Regions from separate parts of the Homo sapiens genome. Here region 2 is linked to region 1. A link is an interaction called in ENCODE POLR2A ChIA-PET data of the cell type or tissue named here. Cell type or tissue: K562. All regions are shown on one strand. Links, peaks and the distances in the headings refer to the core of each region. The heading gives the core; the rest is flanking DNA. Region 1 holds the start of ZNF518A (zinc finger protein 518A). Region 2 overlaps ENTPD1-AS1 (ENTPD1 antisense RNA 1).

Region 1 (2,918 bases), core at 221-2,720:
CGTTCTCTCTCTTTCTGCTGTGATGTGTGTGCATGTCTGGCTTGCACAGAAATGAGGACCTGAAGAGAGATGGGTGATGTACGATGCGGAATAAAATCCACTTTGTAAACATGTTCTTCATTCCATAATGGCATCCCCTTTGGTATTTACAGAAGATTTCTCCTTGTGTGTTTTACACAAGCATAAATATGACTAATGTGAATTTCCGCTCATTCGCCTTTTCTAGGTGGAATTGTGTAGCCCAGTAAACACAATAATAAAGAAGGCTTCCTAAAGACAAAGTGAGGATTTCTCAGTGTGCTTTTTATTAAAGGATGGAGAAAATCTTGCATTTGGCTACAGGCTGACATTTTCAAAAGCCTGCCCTAAGACAATGAAAAATATGTATCATACACATATTTTAAAAAATTTTTAAAAATTATAAATGTCATACATGCTACTTAAGAAAACACGGAACATTAAAAAATGAAAAATCTGATCATAGTTTCACTTTCAATTTATTGGTATATCCTTCTGCGCCAAGGTTTTTTGTTGTTGCTTAAACGTTTGCCGCCACTTATTCCCTCCCCACATTTTAAAAGGAAGATAATTTATGTAGAATTATGTAGAAAGTGAGGTATCAATTAGTAGGTTGGATTTATAAAGAACAGAAGAGGAGCCACACTGGCCTTTGGGGTAAAGCCAACCATATTAACTGTCCAGCCCTGTTGTCAGGTAGAGGAAGTATTCGTTTGAGGGAGATGTGAGCCTCCCTCATTGTGAAGATAGTTTTTGATCAATTATTCAATATATACAGGTTTGGAGTTCAGTATGTCTTCTAGAACTACTGGCGGCAGCTTCTTTCGTTGACGTGGGCTACAATGGTTGCTAAAACCTGCGTGCCAGAAGCCAGAGGTGGGGAGGCGCCATTTGCTAAACCGGAACTGGTTAAAATCTCAGGGTGGAGACCATTCCCAGTCAGCAAGGGCTTGGGAAGTGCATACAGTTCCTGCTCCTGGTGTCTACTCTGAAGAGCACAGAGTAGACGTTTGTCTGCCATTTCACCGGCAGTAAGATCAGCAGCTGCTGGTGAGCAAAGAGGTAGTAGTGGGTCACTGGACTGGTGGGCGCCGGGGCCGCGCGCTAGATGGAGAGGTCAGCGGCGAACCCAGCTCCATGGCCTAGTCTCGTCAGACCGAGCGCGGACCCTGCCGGCCTCCGTTCTCTTCCGCTTGTCTCAGGTAAAGCGCAGATCCCTCCGCCGCAGCGTGCGCTCCCGGTAGCGCTGCGATCAGCTTTTCGGCAATACCCGGATGGAAGTGTAATGGCCGCCATCAGGGACTCGCAGGCAATGGGTACTACGACAGGTATTCCCCGTCAGCGGGACTGCCCAGACCTTTTAGGATGTCAGAACTTCTAGAGGGCCACCCAGCAGGCAAACGGCGAGTTTGTGGACCGTCAGGGTCCCCCAAACAGGTCCAGGGATCCGCCTCTTGTGAGAGGAAGCGCGAGTTAAATAGTCCCGGCCATTCAGCGCTTCCGCTTAACTTGCCGCAAAGTTTTTCTGGAGAAGTCGGGGTTTTTTTGCCGAGCGCTTTTGCCGACTGCTAGAGCTTACCCTTACTTTCTTAACCTGGGGTTGTTTTACTTCCGGGCTTTTTGAACTCTACACTCTCCTACATTCTAGGAGCTGGGTGGGAGTAGGAGACGGTGTGCCTCCGCGCTCCCCGCGGGGCAGCCGAACCCCGGAGGAAGGGGCGGATCGGGCGCGGTGTTTGGGGCGAAGCTGGGCGCGCGGCGCTCGAAGCACTCACTCGGCGGGTTTCGTGGTTGGTGGAGACAGCAAGGGCGCCCCGCAGACCGCACCCCTCGAGCTATAGGTTCGCAGGCCCGACTCGACGGCGTCCCTATTGCTGGCCCAGCGTATGGTCATTGGGGGCCATTTCTTGCAGAGATGCCCTGCTCCCTGACGCGCTCGCTCTTCTCCAGAGTTGGCCAAAGGTGCTCTTCCCCGCAGACCCTAACCACACCCAGTGGCAGTTGGATTTCTTTGTAACTGGCTTTCTCACATGTAGGGTTCATTTTGACTCTATTCGTTACATGGTGTCCTCTTTGTCAAGTAGACAGTCTCTTCCTAGGTGGCTGTGGTAATTGAAAAGTACATAGAGCGAAATGTATATAAGGAAAAATGTTTTAACTCTTAAGTGGACCGATCAAACAGATGTAGCTTTAAAGTTCAGAATACAACAGTTAAGACTCAGTTTTCTTTTTAGGTTTAAATTTGAGAGCAAGTAGTGTATGTGAGCTGTTTTAGTGCAAACATTGTTGAGTATGTTGTCAAACGTCTAAAAAACCCTAGAAAAATAAAATAAGTCAATGTTCAAGGAATTCATAAGAATGTTGGAATTTGTACAGTTGTCGCAGTGATAAAACATGAAGACACCAAACTGTCAGGATAGGAATTCTATTAACTTGAAAGTGTGCATGTTAGATCTAGTTACTGGTAATTGTTGAATTGCTTTTTCTGCAGCAAGGGGTCTGATTTGAGTGTACTCTAAGGTTGATATCCTCAGGTTTAATTTAAAACATTTAAATTGATTCAGTGAAATTTCCTAACATTTTTTGAGTTTAACTGCAAATTTATAGAAATGCATTCACTATCTTTCAGCAAAATTGTCTTTTCTGAAATTTATAAAGAGACATTGCGTTCTGTTAACACTTTGAGGGTGTTGGGATTTCCTGGGGAAGGTAAGCATAGTAAACGATGTTGATTTTTGCCATAGAAACTGTAAATTAGATCATCCCTAGATACAGAAAATTGCCAACAAAAGGGGAGAATAAAATGTAGGTATGTTACACAACCAAATGTTTCCTGTTTGTTGCGTGAAAATAAGTATAATTACCAAATAAAACGTTTTATATCTGGTTTTATGGAAGGA
Region 2 (2,918 bases), core at 276-2,775, 64 kb before region 1:
AAAGTTGAGTGAGTAGAATGAGGTTGAGTTACGGAGTTTTGAAAGCCAGAAGAGAATACAGACTTTGTGGGGTCAGAGATATCGCTGAGGATTTGTGATATGATACTGGTGATTTTAGGAAGAATGATGATTTTAGGAAGATTGGTTTTAGAAAGAATAATGATTTTAGAAAATGGTGGTTTTAGGAAGAATGATCTGACAGTATCAGGGTAGGTTAGTAAGAGAAGATGGGAGTCAGAAAGCTTTCTGCAATAATGACAAATTGAGTAAGAATGGTACATGGATATTTAATGGTACAAAGGTAAACCCTAAGAAAGAAAACAAAATTGATAGAATTGAGGGATAGAATAAAGGAAAGGAAATATACTAATTCTGTTATTACTTATAAAAGTGAATTACAGATACTGAGATACTGGCTAAATAGAAAACAGAAATACTGATTATACAATCTGTATTACAAAGTTAACTACAGGAACAAAAACACAAAGCTTTCTAATTATGAAAAGAAGGAATAAAACAAAGCAAACTTTCCATATAGTAAACTATACTTTAAAGGTATAAATAGCAAAAGTATAACAAAATAATCTGACAGAACTAAGTCCAAACATATCAAATCAATAAATGAAAACAAACTCAACTATTAAGGGAAAAAGAACTTCAGACTGAATCACAAAGTGAAACTCAAATCTATGTTGTATGAGAGACAGGTCTAAAATAAAATGATTAAGAAAGGTTGAAGATCAACGAAAAAGTAGAGATACCAGAAAAACTCAAACAAAAAGCAAGGATCAAGATCTTAATAACAGACAAGGCTGAATTTTGGCCAAAATGTATTAAACCAAATTTTAAAAAGGGCACTTTATAATGCTAAAGGTTACAGTTCATGATAAGGATGAAGTTATTAATACTTCTGGATCAAATAACTGTAGCAATATTATGCACAAACTATAAAGGTTTTACAGAGAAATAAAAGAAAAACATGGGGCAGGGTGCAGTGGCTCACGCCTGTAATCCCAGCACTTTGGGAGGCCGAGGCGGGCGAATCACGAGGTCAGGAGATCGAGACCATCCTGGCTAACACGGTGAAACTCCGTCTCTACCAAAAATACAAAAAGTTAGCCGGGTGTGGTGGCGGGCGCCTGTAGTCCCAGCTACTCCAGAGGCTGAAGCAGGAGAAAGCTCCAGGAGGCGGAGCTTGCAGTGAGCCGAGATGGCGCCACTGCACTCCAGCCTGGGTGACAGAGCAAGACTCCGTCTCAAAAAAAAAAAAAAAGATGGTAGGTAAGAAACTAATTTATTTCTCTAAGTCCATGACAGATCAGTAACATTAAAAAAAAAAAAAGCAAGGATATACAAAACCCTAACACACCATTATGGTTCATCTAATGGACACATATTAGATATTCTGAGAAGGAAATGGTGCAGACCTGGAATAACAAAGACGGCAGAGAAAACAAAGTACACCGCCAGATGTACAGAGATAGCCTGTCACGCATGCCAACAGCAAAATTCTGTCTTCTAAAGAGTCCTTAGATAACTGAAATTGCTTTCTTTGTTGACCCATCTAGGTGCCTGAGATCAGAATATCCTTACTGGCCTCTTTGCTAGCTACCAGCTAATCTGCAGCTTATCTAGAGAAAATAAAATTCATGGTTTCCAAACTGCAAAAACACTTCCACTTTTGCCTTTGTTAGATGAGGTCAATCCATTACTGGATTTCACTTTACACAACAGTATACTAATAACTGACTATATTTCTGTAAGTTTTCTTGGATAATATCAAACTCTAATGTGAGGTTTTACAAAACTTGACTATGTATTAATCCACCAAAAAACTGCAACAATTCCAAAAAGTAGAATTACTACAGAAGACATATTCTGATGAAAATGTGACTAAAAAGAAATATGTAATAGGACCAAAGAACTCAAATAATCTTTAGGTCAAATAAGAAATCGAAACTGAAATTTCAAATTATCTAGAAAATCACTTGTAACAAAAATTCTACGTATCATGAGCTCTGGGATAAAACTAAAGCAATGCTCAGAATAAAATTAACATCCAACTGAAAAAGTCTAAGAACAAGAAACCAAACAAAAGCAGGAGGAAAGAAATAAGACAAAAGCAGTAAAAATGAATTATAAAAGGGAAAAAGAAAAAAACTAATACCTACCTATACATGCAATACAACTAAACAAGAGAAAATAAAATACAGTTTAAACATTGGGAAGGAGGAGGTAAAATTACAACTATTTGCAGAATCAATGTATACCTGGAAATGCAAGGTAATCAACTGAAAAACTATCACACGTGATAAGGAAATTTAGTAAATTGGCTGGCTACACAATTAAAATAGCTCTCATATATACAAACAACAACCAATTAGATTTAATGCAAGATATACTCAATTATAATGGCCACCAAAATAAGACAAAATGGCAATAAATACAACACATGCACAAGATCTACATAAAGAAAACTCTAAAATACTTATGACACAAAAGAAAGTTGCACAAGGCATACCATATACTTTTATAGAAAGTGTAAACTTTATAAAGATGTCAATTGTCCTTAATCTATAAATTTAACATACTCTAACAAGGTAATTTTTTTAAATTACCTAAATAAAGAATAATGAATATAGAAAAGCCCCATGACATATTAAAATATATTACAAATCTATAAAAAATAAAAATGGTACTGGCAAATGAGTTGACACACAATTCTGTGAAACAGAACAGAAATTCCCAAAATAAACATATTTAGAATTTATTATATAATAAAGGTGGTATCTTAAATTAGTAGAGGAAAATAAATATTATTCAATAAATTGAGTTAGGTCAACTGGGTAGCCACCTAGAAAAACAAATTTGGATTCCACACCTCAAAAAATTTAAGTTTTAGGCTGGGCACAGTGGCT

Evidence for each region. ChIA-PET counts read pairs that join two places held together with the same protein. Peaks named below come from ENCODE experiments on the same cell type or tissue, not always from the same donor. Only the 100,000 strongest peaks of a DNase experiment are listed, where the experiment ranks them.
Region 2: POLR2A ChIA-PET joins it to region 1 with 16 read pairs; 14 of 35 experiments call an interaction of 5 or more read pairs at or near these places.

Annotation. Positions count from the first base shown.
Region 1 is chr10:96,128,773-96,131,690 of GRCh38, forward strand. ZNF518A (zinc finger protein 518A) reads left to right here and starts at 1,525. Exons shown (of 6, transcript NM_001330736.2): 1 at 1,525-1,980. It overlaps LOC124902486 (a long non-coding RNA gene), which reads right to left. Exons shown (of 2, transcript XR_007062254.1): 2 at 283-2,918. RefSeq lists enhancers at 481-1,385, 938-1,577, 1,386-2,289. In K562, for the core only: a CTCF peak has its summit at 1,889; DNase peaks (open chromatin) are centred at 1,229 and 1,779; H3K4me3 peaks cover 2,314 bases.
Region 2 is chr10:96,064,466-96,067,383 of GRCh38, forward strand. All of the region lies in intron 2 of ENTPD1-AS1 (ENTPD1 antisense RNA 1), which reads right to left. Among named protein-coding and RNA genes, the nearest start is that of MIR3157, 1.5 kb to the left of the region's middle. In K562, for the core only: no CTCF peak of the experiment used is centred there; a DNase peak (open chromatin) is centred at 1,546; H3K4me3 peaks cover 623 bases.